Regions from separate parts of the Homo sapiens genome. Here region 1 is linked to region 2. Evidence: chromatin loops called from intact Hi-C (ENCODE). Cell type or tissue: B cell. All regions are shown on one strand.

Region 1 (8,000 bases), 300 kb before region 2:
CTCTGAAAAAATATGGTCACCTCTGCTGCCCACTGCACCAGGGATAATAAATTTCTATAAGAAAACTCTCGCTTCCCTCCTGGAGAAGCCCTCACACGCTGCAGCAGTGGGGAGCTGGGCTGGAATGAGCTCCCTTTCAGGGCACAGACCCAGCCCTGACCAAATCCCATGCAGAGGCTCGGTGCGGTGGCTCATGCCTGTCATCCCACCGCTCTGGGAAGCCAAGGTGGGTACATCGCTTGAGCTCAGGAGTTTGAGACCAGCCTGGGCAACATGGTGAAACCCCATCTCTACCAAAAATACAAAAACTTAGCCAGGTATGGTGGTGCACGTCTGTGTGTCTCTGGTCCCAGCTACTTAGGAAGCTGAGGGGGAGGATCAGTAGAGCTCAGGAGTTTGAGACCAGCCTGGCCACCATGGTGAAAACCTGTCTGTACTAAAAACACAAAAATTGGGGCTGGGTGCGGTGGTTCATGCCTGTAATACTAGCACTCTGGAAGGCTGAGGTGGGAGGATTACTCAAGTTCAGGAGTTCAACAGCAGCCTGGCCAACATGGTGAAACCCCATATCTACTAAAAATACAAAAAGTAGCTGGGCTTGGTGGGCATTGGTAAGCCCAGCTACTCGGGAGGCTGAGGTTGGAGGATCGCTTGAACCTGGAAGGTGGAGGTTGCAGTGAGCCAAGATCGCACCACTGGACTCCAGCCAGGGCAACAGAGTAAGACTCAAAAATAAAATAAAATACAAATACAAAAATTAGCAGAGTATGGTGGCACACACCTGTAATCTCAGCTACTTGGGAGACTAAGGCACAAGAATTGCTTGAACTCAGGAGACAAAGGTTGCAGTGAGCCAAGATCACAAGACTGCACTCACAGCCTGGAGGACAGAGCGAGACTCTTTGGAAAAAGAAAAAAAGTGTGTTTCTGATGTGACTGACACAGAGATAATAAAACCTGAGTAATGTGATAGAGACTGATGGGCAGAGGGAAATTCAGTTGGGGGTGGGAGGGCATGGGAGACATTTCTGAGCCAGGACCTGAAGGAGAAAGGGACAGTGCTGTGAGCATTTAGAGAAATAGGGTAAGAGCAGTGAAAATGACCTGAGACGGGAAGGGTTTTGATGTTTGGGAAAAGAGAAAAGCAAATGTGACTGGGGCAGAGGGAGTCATGAGATGAGGGCAAGTTCCCAGGAGGAGCCTGGACAGTGGCAGGGGCCCTGGACACAGGGCTGTGGAGTGACAGTGAGGAGTTGGGCTTTTGTCCTGGGGAACACAGGAAGCCCATGGAGGGTTCCCTGCCAGGGACTGACATGATCTGCTTTAGATTTAGCTGTGACATCCTCAGAACGGGGACATTTTCACCGAGTCACGCTGAGAAGGTCTGAGATGAGTGAAAAGATGTAACGGAATTCTTACATGGTGGCCTGGAAGGGATAAAGGAAAGGGTTGGCCTTATCAAAACTATCCTTGAAAATTAGAGAAGCCTCTTTCACATACCTGGGATAAAGAAACTTCCTTTGCAAGTTCTGATGCCACTGATTCCCAACATTTAATTCTTCCTCACAAGAAAATTACAGTAACATTTATAAAATGCAGATGTACAAAGACACAGCTAGTTACCTTCAAAACAGGGAGGCTGAGTGCGGTGGCTCACACCTGTAATCCCAGCACTTTGGGAGGCCGAGGCAGGCGGATCACCTGATGTCGGGAGTTCGAGACCATCCTGACCAACATGGAGAAACCCCATCTCTACTAAAAATACAAAAATTATCTAGATGTTGTGGCACTTGCCTGTAATTCCAGCTACTCAGGAAGGCCGAGGCAGGACAATCGCTTAAAACCGGGAGGTAAAGGTGGTGGTGAGTAGGCCGGGCTCGGTGGCTCATGCCTATAATCCCAGCACTTTGGGAAGCCGAGGTGGGCAGATCACCTGAGGTCAGGAGTTCAAGACCAACCTGACCAATATGGAGAAACCCCATCTCTACTAAAAATACAAAATTAGCCTGGTGTGGTGGCACATGCCTGTAATCCCAGCTACTAGGGAGGCTGAGGCAGGAGACTCGCTTGAACTCGGGAGGTGGAGGTTGCAGTGAGCCGAGATCGCACCATTGCACTCCAGCACGGGCAACAAGAGCGAAACTCCGTCTCAAAAAAAAAACCAAAAAGGGTTGCGGTGACCCAAGATCACACCATTGCACTCCAGCCTGGGCAACAAGAGCGAAAGTGCATCTCAAAACAAACAAGCAAACAAACAAACAAAAAGCAGGGAAAGAGGGTCAGCTGTAGAACTAAGACATAAGCAAACTTTTTCAATCAAGAATGCTTGGGTGGCCAGGTGCGGTGGCTCACGCCTGTAATTCCAACACTTTGGGAGGTCGAGGCGGGTGGATCACCTGAGGTCAGGAGTTCGAGACCAGCCTGGCCAACATGGTGAAACCCCGTCTCTACTAAAAATACAAAAATTACCTGGGCTCCATCCTCACGTCTTATTTAATCTCTTGTTGCTCCTTCTCCCCAATTCTTCGATCGTCCTCAATCTCCATATATTTCCGCCTCTTATCCCATCTCTGCATCTCTGCCGCTCTCCCTGTTAAATTCTCTCTTCTCTGTTTTACCCCCCGTCCCCACTCTCTAGCACCCCAGATCCCCAGGCGTCCTCCCTGCTGTGGTTCTCCCTCTGTTCTCCTTGCCACCAGCACCACTCTGCTCTGTCTGCCCTGGCTCCAAATTCCTCCTCTCTCTCTCTCTCTCTCTCACTCTGATGAGCCTCCCTCTTTGCTGCCCCTCTCTACCTTGCTGTCTGTCCTTCATCTCTCTGTACATCTAGCTTTTCTCTACATTTCTCCAGTTGCTTTTCTCCTCCTGCTTTCTTATCTTTTTTTTTTCACTTTTGCTGTCTCTTGGCAAATCCCTCACCCATCCTCTACTTTGCCATCTGTTATGGGTCTTTCTCATTCTTCTTTTCTCTGTCTCAGGTTTTCTACTACTCTCTGTCTCCTGATCTCTTTAGCCCACACAATCACAGGAGGGTTTGAAGTAAGACGCCTGCATCCCAGAGAGGCTCATTTTTCAGGGGTTGGAGCTAGGCAGGCAAGAACACACCGTGTCACAGGACTGGCCCCTGGCACCTCCCCAACGCTGGCTCAAGGAAAGTGGTGACTGCTAAGGGGAGACTTGGGGTGCAGCAAGGCCCAGCATGAGGCGGGAGGTGGGGTGCGACGACGCCTTCGGTGGGGTCCACAAGATCCCAGCACCAGGCAGAGAACTCGGCCTCCCTGAGACTGGGATCGCGACGTTTGCGCTTCAGGCGCCTAAAGGTTGAGACTGGGAGGCGCCCAGGCGGAAATACACATCTCGGGTGAGGACTTTGAAAAGCGCGGGGAGGGAGGAGTTAAAAAACGGTTTTGAGCACAGAAACTACGCGATAGGAAGTGTATACAGCGCCCTGTAGCAGAAAGACTGGAGACGGGAACAGCCTCAGGGCGACTTTAAACACAAAAGGAAGCGACTTCCGGATTCCCAGGGGAACGTCTGCATTTGCTCTGGTTGAAGGAAGATGGGCGAGAATTTACAGGTCTGTGGTGACCCCACGTCCCAGGTACGGAAGTGCCGGGGATATGGGGAGTGCAGACTTAATACAACACAGAGCAAAACTCACCGCCGCGGTGCGACCTTCACTCCACGGGATCCGCTTCCTGGTCTGCGCGGATGTGTGCGCACAGGACTAAAGCCAGGCCTGGGTGGAGCCAACGAGAAGGTGGGCGGGGCCTGATCGAGGTAGAGGCGGGGCCCCAGGCGGAGAGACCTTGCCCTTTAGAACCGGCAGAGGGCGGGGCCGGGGCGGGACCTGTGCGTCTCTCAGCCTCGCTCCCAGCGACTCTATTTTTCGGGCTTTGGAGGCGAGAGCGGTCAGGAAGGCTGAAGCACGATTCGAAAGCCCTGGAATTGTCTGGAACGGGGATGCAAACAAGAATGTAAAATGCAAAGCCCTGCCTGGGCGGAACGTACAATTTCATGCTGACGGCCCACAGAACAGAACAGAAATCCTCTCCCTTTCTATTCTCCATTCACTCAGGAGGGAGAGTCCACCCTGTGCTCAGCTTCAGAGACTTCCCTAGGGCCTCCGCCTGGGATGCGCGACGGAGTGTTCAGGCCAGGGAGGAGTGAAGTCACCACCTACTGCTTAAACATAGCAGGAATGCGGCCAGGTGGGCGGGAGCCTGAGGGCCAGAGGCGGGAGGATCACTGAGCCTGGGGGTCCAGGCCAGCCTGGGCGACAAAGTAACACACCCTCCCGCAGGGCTCCCCTCATCGTCTCTTTTAATTTTTAAAATAAAATTTTGATTGTGTGAGATAGGGATACAACATTATTCTTTTCCATGTGGATATCCAGTTAATTGTCCCAGCACATTTGTGGAAGAGATCTATTACTTTCTTTTTTTTCTTTTCTTTTTTTTTTTAAGACGGAGTATTTCTCTGTCGCTCAGGCTGGAGTGCAGTGGTGACATCTCGGCTCACTGCAGCCTCTGCCTCCTGGGTTGAAGCGATTCTCCTGCCTCAGCCTCCGGAATAGCTGGCATTACAGGCACAGGCCACCATGCCCGGCTAATTTTTGTATTTTGGGTAGAGACGGGGTTTCACCATGTTGGCCAGGCTGGTCTCGAACTCCTGACTTCAAGTGATCCGCCTGCCTCGGCCTCCTGAAATGCTGGGATTACAGGCGTGAACCACTGTGCCTGGCCCAAGAAATACTCTTCACTTCGCTCTTAAATGTTGAGAAAATACAATTGAAAACTAAAAAAATCTTCCCCTAAATGAGAAATCATCTTCACGACGATAACAGAGAAAGAAATAAAAACTATTTTATTAATAAATAGGCCTTAGACCAGCATGTGATGGGAAATAGAGGACAGTTGAGAGGTTGAAAAGAGAGAAAGAAACTTCACTGTTCTATACAACCCAAATACATGTTTTCAAGATAAACACTGATCAGTCCTCAGGGAAGAGGACTTGACAACACCCTTGGTCACACATAATTCATCCTGGCTCTACTTGGTAATGGAGGTGACCATCTGTGTCAGCTAACTAGCATCATCCTGAGGGAGGGGGAGAAACCCTAACCCATGTATTTTTGGCAAGTGTGAGTTTTACAGCATGGCGGACAGGTGCCCTCTCTGGTGAGGCTCCTACAATCCAACAGAAACTGATGTCAGCAGTAAATAATGAAATTTAGAATACATTATTAATTATAGAGTTTATTTGGACACAAAGCATGAGAATAGCCACCTGGAAACCTCAACTCCAAATGAATGGGGTCAGCGTTCCCAAGTAGAGACATTAACATTTCACACACACAAGGAAATACAGAGAAGCTTTCCCAGAACCACCACATTTTCCATTCAAGTCCAGTGCATAGGCTGCGGCAGCTTGACTGGTGATGGAGTGATACACTTCAAGGAAGGTTACATTATCACTCCATAAGAAGGGACAATGATGCCAGGAGGTCTTATCTCTGGGGCTGCTTAGTTTTCCTAATTATTTACACGAAAACTTTTTAAAATTGATATTAGGAAACTAAATTGTATAGCACATTTTGTTTTGTTTTGTTTTGTTTTGGGAAGGCGTCCTGCTCTGTCGCCCAGGCTGGAATGCAGTGATGTGATCTCGGCTCACTACGACCTCCACGTCCTGGGTTCAAGCAGTTCTCCTGCCTCAGCCTCCCAAATAGCTGAAAATACAGGCGTGCGCCACCATGCCCGGCTAATGGCTTTGTATTTTCAGTAGAGACGGGGTTTCCCCATGTTGGCCAGGCTGGTTTCTAATTCCTGACGTCAGGCGATCCGCCCGCCTCAGCCTCCCAGAGTGCTGGGATTACAGGCCTGAGCCTGCATGCCTGGCCAGGAAAACTTGTAGAAGTTGCGCCTGCATGCCACCGGACTCAGGTTGCATGACCACGTTCCTCTCAAGGTTCCGAATTATTTAAAAGTCTGTAGCTTTAAATTTGAAATAGCTGATGTTTGAAATATTTAATTTCCTACTGACTTACAGGTACTATCTCCCTTGTTGCTTGCCTTTCAAGAAGAGATTCTAAGTCCTTCAGAAGTACATCTCTGGGTTATTATGCTGAAAAAAGGTTTAATTACTTTCTAAAATATTCTACTTCAGGCCGGGCGCGGTGGCTCAAGCCTGTAATCCCAGCCCTTTGGTAGGCTGAGGACGGCGGATGGCCTGAGGTCGGGAGTTCGAGACCAGCCTGACCAATATAGAGAAACCCCGTCTCTACTACAAATATAAAAATTAGCCTGGAGTGGTGGCATGAGCCTGTAGTCCCAGCTACTCCGGAGGCTGAGGCAGGAGAATCGCTTGAGCCCAGAAAATGGAAGCTGTGGTGAGCCATGATCATGACATTGTACTCCAGCCCAGGGAACTAGAGTGAAACTCAGTCTCAAAAACAAAATAATAATAATAATAATAATAATAATAATAATAATAATAATAATAAAAAATACAGCTGGACAAGGTGTCTCAAGCCTGAGCGAGACTCCGTCTTAAAAAAAAAAAGAAAAAAAAAAGAAAACTACCAGTTACACAGTAGGGCGACCTCAAAAACAAAGGGAACTGCCTTCTCTTAAAGTTTCTCTTACATAGGTGCTTAGGTAAAAACTAAGGTATGTCTACCTGCCAGTGGGCTGACAGTGTAACAAAACTTATTACTTTGTTGATTTAAAGCTATCCTTGGCCGGTTGCATTGGCTCCCGCCTGTAATTCTGGCACTTTGGAAGGCCGACGTGGGGGCATCACCTGAGATCAGGGGTTCGAGACCAGCCTTGCGAACGTGATGAAACCCCGTCTCTACTGAAAATTCAACGATTAGCCGGGGGTGGTGGTGCATGCCTGTAATCCTAGCTACTCAGGAGGCTGAGGCAGGAGAATCGCTTGAACCCGGAAGGTGGAAGTTGCAATGAGCCGAGATTGTCCTATTGCACTCCAGCCTGGATGACAAAAGTGAAGCTCCATCAAAAAAAAAAAAACACCTATCCTTGGTATTTTAGTGTGCAAGTACGTGAAAGCATGACTGTAATTAGCTTAGAAGCATACATTGTCATGGGATATTGGGTCATCTGGACATTGTGTTTATGTAGGAGTTTGTCCTTGCAGGTATGATTAAGCTGCTTTTCTTAACTGTAAACATCTTAAGACCATGAGTCATGCGTGAGCAGTAAGGAATGTATGTTGCTAGTTTTAATGGACTTGAACTTTGTCACCCTAGCTCCCCTAGGATCCTGTTTAACAGTTTATCCACTTATGCACCAGAGTCCTAAGCACAATTATGGAGACACCATCCTTTTGTAATGTATCTGACAGACTGAGCTTCTGCCCCAAGAACATAGTAATAGCAATACTAAGTGAAATATTATAAAGTTTTGTGTATCTATGTAATTATCTATTATTTGCGTTTTAAATTAGCTAAAGTTATATAGAATGGGTTTTTATTTCAATCTAATACTAGAAATATATCTTTTGGCCCAGCATAGTGGCGCATACCTGTAATCTCAGCACTTTGGGAGGCTGAGGCAGGTGGATCACCTGAGGTCAGGAATTCAAGACCAGCCTGACTAACATAATGAAACCCAGTCTCTACTAAATACAAAAGAATTAGCCGGGCATGGTGATGCATGCCTGTAATCTGAGCTACTTGGGGTGCTGAGACAGGAGAATCCGTAGTACCTGGGAGGCAGAGGTTTCAGTGATCCGAGATCGCACCATTGCACTCCAGCCTGGGCAACAAGATTGAAACTCCGTCTCAAAAAACAAAACAAAACAAACTATATATATATATATAAAATCTTTCACAAATGGACTCTAATCCCACAAAGTTGTAAAGCATTTCCCTATGGTGAATAAATATGAAGGAGTTGAGATTTTGGAACTGATTTGTGCTTTCCATTATACTCATTTTTTCCTTATTCTATCTTGATCTTTTCTGTGTTCATGAG
Region 2 (8,000 bases):
AAGAGTTTTGAGATCCAAGCCTATTCAACATAGGGAAACCCAGTCTGTACTAAAAAATAAAAAAATTACTCAGGTGTGGTGGTATGCACCTAGAGTCCCAGCTACTTGGGAGGCTGAGGCAGGAGGACCTCCTGAGCCCGGGAGTTCAAGGCTGCAGGGAGCTATGATTGCACCACTGCACTCCAGTCTGGGTGACAGACTGAGACCGTGTCTTAAAAACAAAAACAAAAATGAAAAAGACCTAAATCATGGGACACTCCCACATTCAGAGAAGACAGCTTCAGGAGACACCAGCAGAGGAAACTGGTAACACAAAAATCTGAAACAAAGTAATTAAACTTAGAGATGTCTTCAAAGCTAAGAAAAAAGAACAGGGAATGATCAGCTGTGCAACATGTTGCTAAGACGAAAAGATGAGGATAGGAAATTCAAAATTGGACTTCGAAACACAGAGATCACTGGTACCTCTGGGAAAAAAGGATCAAAGGAATGGTGGAGGTGAAAGCTTAATTGGAAGGGGGTAAATCAAGAACTGGAGGCAAGACTGAAGACAGAAATATAAACAAGATTTTAGTGTACTGTGTTCTCAAATGGAGCGTTGAAGAGGGGTACTCACTACAGGGAGAGATGTAATTAATAGAATATTTTTTATTTTAATCATGGAGGAGTGGCAAGAAAATGAAGGCTTCATCTGTGCTTTTTTTTTTTTTTTTTTTTTGAGACAGTCTCACTCTTGTCACCCAGGCTGGAGTGCGGTGGCATGATCTCAGCTCACTACAACCTCCATCTCGGCTCACTGCAACCTCCACCTCCTGGGTTCAAGTGACTCTCCTGCCTCAGCCTCCGGAGTAACTGGGAATACAGGTACGTGTCACCACACCCAGCTAATTTTTGTATTTTTAGTAGACATGGGGTTTCACCGTGCTGGCCAGGCTGGTCTGGAACTCCTGGCCATAAGTGATCCACCCGCCTTGGCCTCCCAAAGTGCTGGGATTACAGGCGTGAGCCATCGCACCCAGCCAGTGTGTCTGTGTGTGTTTTCATGGACAATACCTCCATGTGGGTGCACTAACCAAAGTAATCCCTTGAAGTAAATATTGGTGATGCCAGAGGAAGGATGTCACACTGTCCTGAGACTGTGAGTAGGGCTGGCACCTGGTGCACAATCGCAGGGTCAGCAACAGCCAGGGGGAGGGACAGACCATTCCCAGTTACTACTGAGTAGAGATCACAGGCCCTGAGACAGGTGGGTGGGCCGGTTGGAGATCTCTTCCCTTTACTGGTTGAGATGGAAATGTGCACGTGTTTTTCCGCATACTGACCAGTTCTCTGGCACACTCCCAGCTGGATGACCCACAATTTAACTCAATTTTGATAGTATCTACCTGGAGATAGAATCAGATCCCAGTTAAGGACTCAGTCCCACAAGACTGCCCCTCACCTCAGATATGGATAAAATTAACGGTTTCCAAAACACACTCCTCTATTTTGATTTGCTAGGATGGCTCTTCCACCTGTATCCTTTGTAATAACCTTTATAACTGATAGTAAACCTAAGTAAAATTTTCTCTGAGTTCTGGGAACCATTCCAGCAAATTAATAAAATGTGAGGAGGCCGGGCAAGGTGGCTCAAGCCTGTTATCCCAGCACTATGGGAGGCCGAGGTGGGCAGATCACCTGAGGTCTCAGGAGTTCACGACCCGTCAGGCCAACACGGTGAAACCCTGTCTCTACTAAAAATACAAAATTGGCCAGGCGAGCTGGCGGGCGCCTGTAGTCCCAGCTACTCGGGTGGCTGAGGCAGGAGAATCGCTTGAACTCAGGAGGCTAAGGTTGCAGTGAGCCGAGATTTTGAGCCCCTCTCCTCTCCCGCAGTTTCTCCCCTTCTTCCCTCTATTCCTTCTTTTCCACTTCATCTGCTCCATCTTGCAATTTTTTTCCTCTTGTTGCTCTTTCTCTCCAATCTTTTGATTGTCTCCAATCTCCATATATTTCTGCCTCTTTCTTCTCCCATCTGTGCTCCTCCTGTTAAATTCCCTCTTCTCTGTCACGCCCCCTTGTCCCTACTGTCTGGCAACCCCAGATCTCTGGGGTGGTTCTCCCTTTGCCCTCCTTGTCACCGGCTGCCCCCTCTTGCTGTGCCAGCACCACGCTGCTCGGTCTGCCCTGGCTCCAAATCCCTCCTCCTCTCCCCAACTTTGTCTGAGGAGCCTCCCGCTTTGCTGCCCCTCTCCCTACCTTGCTGTCCTTCATCTGTCTAGAAATAGAACTTTTCTCTACATTTCTCGAGTTGCTTTTCTCTCCCTGCTACTTCCTGGGGTGCTTCTTTCACTTTGCAAATCTCTCACCCTCCCTCTGCGTTGCCGTCTTGTTATGGATCTTCCTCATTATTTTCTCTCTAAATTTTTCTGTTTCCTCTACCTCGCTCTCCATCTCTCTTTCACTTCACATTCACAGGGAGGGGACTGGAATAAAATACCCACCTCCTCAAGAGCACAGTTTCCAATGGGAGGAATTTGGGACGGAAGAACACTGGGTGCCCTGAGATAGGTCCCGGCCACCTCCCCCAACACAGGATCCGGAGAAGCCGTGACTGCGAAAAGGCCTGGGGACAGAAGGGAACGGCCCAAGGAGGACTACGGCGGCAGGCAGATCAGGGGTGGGGTCTGCAGAATCCCCAGACCAGGCAGAGGACGCGGCCCCTCCCGAATGGCGGCTGCGGCGCTGCGCCCCAGGGGCCGACAAGGACGAGGCTTGGGACCCGGAGGGCGTGGATCCGCCTCGCAGGCGGGGACTTTACGTGGCGCGGGGCTGGCGGAGGGGTCACTGAAGGGTTTTAAGCAGGAAAACGGCGCGAAAGCAGCTGCCTACGCAGCCCTACGGCAGAACGACCGGAGACAGAACCAGCCCTAGGGCGATTTTAACACTCTGACGGGACGCATGAATTTACTCGGGGTGGAGAGAGCGGTGCGGGGATTTCAAGGTCTGTACCGCCCCCCACATCCCGGGTACAGAAGCGTGAGGGCACCGCTAAGCGAACACTTAATCTAAACAAAGGAAAACTCACGCGCCGCAGTTGCGCCATATCTCCACGCCATCCACTTCCGGGTCTGCAGGCGGCTGCGCGCGAACGGAGAGGCCGGGCCGGGGCGTGGCCAGCGACGTGGCGGGCGGGGCCTGAATACTTATTGGACGGGGCCTGCACTTCCCTCCTCCTATCTCTGGGCGTGTCTCGGTTTTCCGCGTTTTGCAAGCCACACTTGCCAGTCAGGCTGGAGCCGCTCCACGGTTTGTGACCTGGGATCTCACTAGGAGGGTCAACGTCTGTTGTTTGGATCCAGGAAAGTTCCCACAATTAAAATTAAGGAATTCAATTAAAATTTAGAAATTTAATTGAAAATCCCTTAAATTGTCTGTGAAAGGAATGCAAACTAAAATACAATATGCAAACTCAACCTGTGCAGAATGTGTAATTTCACGCTGACGCCCCACAGAATAGCATAGAAATCCTCTCCATTTCTATTCCCCATTCACTCTGGAGTAGAGAGTTCCAAAGAGTTTCCTGGGCCACATCTGGGGCGTGGAGTGCTAAGGCCGGTGAGAAGTCAGGTCACCAGCTATTGCTTTTAAAAAAGCAATAGAGGCCGGGCACGGTTGCTCACGCCTGTAATCCCAGCACTTTGGGAGGCCGAGGCGGTCGTATCACTGGAGGTCAGGAGTTCGACACCAGCCTGACCAAAATGGAGAAACCCCGTCTCTACTAAAAATACAAAAATTAGCCGGGCGTGATGGCACACGCCTATAATCCCAGCTACTTGGGAGGCTGAGGCTTAGGTCAATATTTTCTAAAAATACTGTAATTTCAGATTCACTTTAGGTGCATTCTGAAAGTAATAAGTAAACATACTTTTTATTTTAAAAATTATAATCTCTTAAATCTTGTTTGTTTTCTCTTCTTCAATGTACTGGCCCCTGTAGATAACAAAGCCCTTAAAATAGTCTTCAGAAGACAATTGTATTTATTGATCTAAAGAATAACTCTGCAGTAATTCTAAGTGTATTTGGTAGGCCGATTATTCTTTTATAGAACCCTGATAGAAGTAAAACTAGATTATCAAATTTTAAATAGCCTTACGTCTGCCGGCAATAATTTTATGGCAATATTTTTGAATTAACAGGTACTAATAAGTATGCTTTTCTCTGATATCTCACCCCCCCAACTTTTTTTTTCTTAAGACAGAGTCTAACTCTGTCATCCAAGCTGGAGTGCAATGGCACGATCTCAGCTCACTGCAACCTCCACCTCCTGGGTTCAAGCAATTCTCCTGCCTCAGGCTCTCGAGTAGCTGGGATTACAGGCGCGTGCCACCACGCCTGGCTAATTTTTGGATTTTTAGTAGAGATGGGGTTTTGCCATGTTGGCCAGGGTGGTCTCAAACTCCTGACCTCAGGTGATCATCTGCCCACCTTGGCCTGCAGAGTGCTGGGATTACAGGCGTGAGCCACCGCACCCGGCCTTATATCCCTATTTTTGGATCCCTTCATCCATCTTGAAGTATGATCATGTTTAGATATGAAAATGAACATATTTAAAATATTAGCAGGTTAAAATGAGGATATAGTGATATGTCACAAAGATGGATACGAGATGACATATCAGCATTTTTTATTTTTATTTTTTTCAGTTGGAGTCTCGCTCTGTTGCCCAGGCTGGTGTGCTGTGGCATGGCCTCCACTCACTGCAACCTCTGCCTCCCGGGTTCAAGCAATTCTCCTGCCTCAGCCTCCCGAGTAGCTGAGATTACAGGCGCCTGCCACCATGCCCAGCTAATTTTTTGTATTTTTAGTAGAGACGGGGTTTCACCATGTTGGCCAGGCTGGTCTCGAACTCCCGACTTCGTGATCCGCCCACCTTGGCCTCCCAAAGCACTGGGATTACAGGCGCGAGCCACCGCACCCGGCCCATATCAGCATATTTTACTTCGATTATTATTATTATTTTTTAGAGACAGGGTCTAACTGTGTTTTCCAGGCTGCATATGTACTCCTGGGCTCAAGACATCCTCTTGCCTCAGCCACTTAAGTAGCTAGGACTCCAGGCACACTCCATGGTGGCCTAGGTCAGCATTATTTTTTGAAGATGCAGTATCTGGGATAGATTTTGGGATCTGTACAAGATAGATGTCTATATTACACAATATTGCTAAATAGCTATGTTGCCACGAAACAACTTTTAGCATTGACTTTTATGATCTGAAGCAAAGAAATGAGTTGATTGCAGAGCTTTTCATGAAACTAAAAAGTAGAGGATAAGCTGATTATAGCTTAAAGTTATAAACCCATTATGTATATGGGGAGTTTGTTGCTTCTAAAATTTTCAAGGGATCAGCATGGACATTTTTGGTTTTTGTTTTTTTTTGACAGGATCTCGCTCTGTCACCCAGGCTGGAGTGCAGTGGCACAATCTCGGCTCACTGCAACCTCCGCCTCCCAGGTTCAAGTGATTCTCCTGCCTCAGCCTTCTGAGTAGCTGGGATTACAGGCGCGTGCCACCACACTCAGCTAAGTTTTTGTATTTTTAGCAGAGATAGGGTTTCACCATGTTGACCAGGCTGGTCCCAAACTCCTGACCTCAAGTGATCCTCCTACCTCGGCCTCCCAAAGTGGGATTACAGGTGTGAGCCACTGCACCTGGCCAACAATTTTATTGATGAATAAACATTTAACAGGAATATCATACGCAATAGAGGCAATCCGTTAGGAGATAGGAAAAAGAATAATTTCTATACAACCCATTATAGACTGGTTTTTGAGATAAGCACTGATTAGCCTCAAAAACTTGATTGCGCTATTGCTTATACATTGTTCATCCTGACCTTACATGGTAATTGGGGAGACCATCTATGTTAGCCAATTAGCTTTATTCAGAAGCAGGGGGGAAAACCCTAACTTATATGTTTACAACAGGTGGTAGTTTTACAAAATGGAGCCAGGTACCCACTGTAGATAGGCTCCTACCAACCCACAGAAACAGAGAGATACAGGTGCTATCTCTAGTGATGTTGACATTTGAAAGAGATGTCTCCCAAGTCCTTGAGAAAGATATCCCTAGGTCATTATGCTGACAAAAGGTTTATTTAGTTTCTAAAAATAAACATTTCGGGAGAAAGTACTCACAAGTTTTCTAAGGTAAATATTCTGACAAAAAGAGGAGGAAGAGAAATGCCTTGCCATATTTTCAAAGGAGGAATGCAGGCTCTCATTTTTATTTCGTATTTATCCCTATAAGGCATGCATAGAATATTCACCAGTGACCTTAATATTGGCCAAAAGAAAATTTCAGCTAATTCAAAAAATTAGGCAGGGCACTGTGGCTCACGCCTGTAATCCCATACTTTGGGAGGCCAAGGCAGGTGGATCACCTGAGGTCAGGAGTTCAAGACCACCATGGTGAAACCCCATCTCTACAAAAAATACAAAAATTAGCCAGGCGTGGTGGCGTGCGCCTGTAATCCCAGCTACTAGGGAGGCTGAGGCAGGAGAATCCCTTGAACCCAGGAGGCAGAGGTTGCAGTGAGCTGAGAACATACCATTGCACCCCAGCCTGGGCGACAGAATGGGATTCTGTCTCAAAAAAAAAAAGAAAAAAGAAAAAAGAAAATGACAGGAAATATTAAGTGTGGCAAGGTTGTGAATAAACCAAGAACTCATGCGCTGCTGGTGGGTGCTGAAATGGATACAAACATTTTGGAAAACTGTTTGGTAGCAGCTACATAAGCCTACCAGATGTCAATTTATGCTTCAATAATTTCACTTCTATGAATTTATCCATCACAAATTCATATATATATCAACAAAAGATAAGTTACATAGTTTATATAGGTAGGACTATTCATTGCTCATAAAAGCCACAAACTCAAAATTACCACATGGCCTTTAACAATAGTATGACTCAACCGGGCGCGGTGGCTCATGCCTGTAATCTCAGCACTTTGGGAGGCCAAGGTGGGCGGATCACTTGAGGTCAGGAGTTCGACACCAGCCTGGCCAACATGGTGAAAACCCATCTCTACCAAAAACACACAAAAAAATTAGCTGGGTGTTGTGGCGGGTGCCTGTAATCCCAGCTACTCAGGAGGCTGAGGCAGGAGAATCACTTGAACCCGGGAGGCGGAGGTTGCAGTGAGCCGAGATCACGCCATTGCCCTTCAGCATGGGTGACAAGAGCAAGACTCTATCTCAAAAACAAACAAACAAAAGTAAAAAACAAACAAAAAAATAGTATGACTCGATCATCTGATTATTCATACAATGGAATCATAGGAAGCAATGCTAATGAGTACCATTAATAGAATGCAATAATTAAGGTATGGTCACACACAAAAATTCTAATGGAATAGATATAAAAGCTAAATATAAAAGAATTCATGTTGATTCCATTTATATAAAGTAGCAAACAGGCCAAAATAATTTAATCCTTTAAATACTGGAAGAGATGTAAACCAAAATCTCAAGAGTTACACTCCTGCAAATAGAAACAACAGAATTATACTGTTGTAGGTAGTGACTTAGAGTGCAAAGAAGGAGCTTCTTGTGAACTCTTGTGAACAGAACAGTGTTCTGTTTTTGTATCTATGTATTACATAAAGAGCTATGTTTGTTTGCAAAATTCCAATGAGCTGTGATTTATAACCTGTGATGGCTCTTTAATTTGATAAAAATACATAAGACCAAAAGGAGTTAAAATAATTTTGGTGGGGGTAGGGAATATTGGTGCTAAGGTCATGAATGAGCTTCCACTTGTGTCTGTACAGGAGAAAACTTATAGAGCCACAGGCACAGATTAAGAAACACAGGAAATATTAGGGAATAATAACAATGTTGTAGATATTGACCCTCTGATTTGATTTTGTCATGAATACAGCAGAAAAGTATCCTATCTTGTTTTCTTTGTGATGTTTTTGCTGCTATATCTGGCAATTATAAACATGGGAAAAATC

What was found. Peaks named below come from ENCODE experiments on the same cell type or tissue, not always from the same donor. Only the 100,000 strongest peaks of a DNase experiment are listed, where the experiment ranks them.
Region 1: a loop joins it to region 2, with 23 times the contacts of the local background. A loop is called at or near these places in 3 of 110 quality-filtered maps.

The regions. Positions count from the first base shown.
Region 1 is chr19:52,565,992-52,573,991 of GRCh38, reverse strand. ZNF701 (zinc finger protein 701) reads right to left here and starts at 3,705. Exons shown (of 4, transcript NM_018260.3): 1 at 3,662-3,705. It also overlaps a transcript of ZNF808 not described here. RefSeq lists enhancers at 2,668-3,276, 3,437-3,686, 4,496-5,105. In B cell, a CTCF peak has its summit at 3,833 (motif pointing right); a DNase peak (open chromatin) is centred at 3,741; H3K4me3 peaks cover 1,810 bases; H3K27ac peaks cover 1,259 bases.
Region 2 is chr19:52,264,699-52,272,698 of GRCh38, reverse strand. It overlaps ZNF766 (zinc finger protein 766), which reads right to left and starts at 3,112. Exons shown (of 4, transcript NM_001010851.3): 1 at 3,068-3,112. The coding sequence starts at 3,085. LOC124904763 (a long non-coding RNA gene) reads left to right here. Exons shown (of 4, transcript XR_007067331.1): 3 at 726-864; 4 at 2,458-3,455. RefSeq lists enhancers at 2,106-2,175, 2,609-2,903, 2,826-3,371 and a silencer at 3,086-3,315. In B cell, no CTCF peak of the experiment used is centred here; a DNase peak (open chromatin) is centred at 3,148; H3K4me3 peaks cover 2,011 bases; H3K27ac peaks cover 1,697 bases.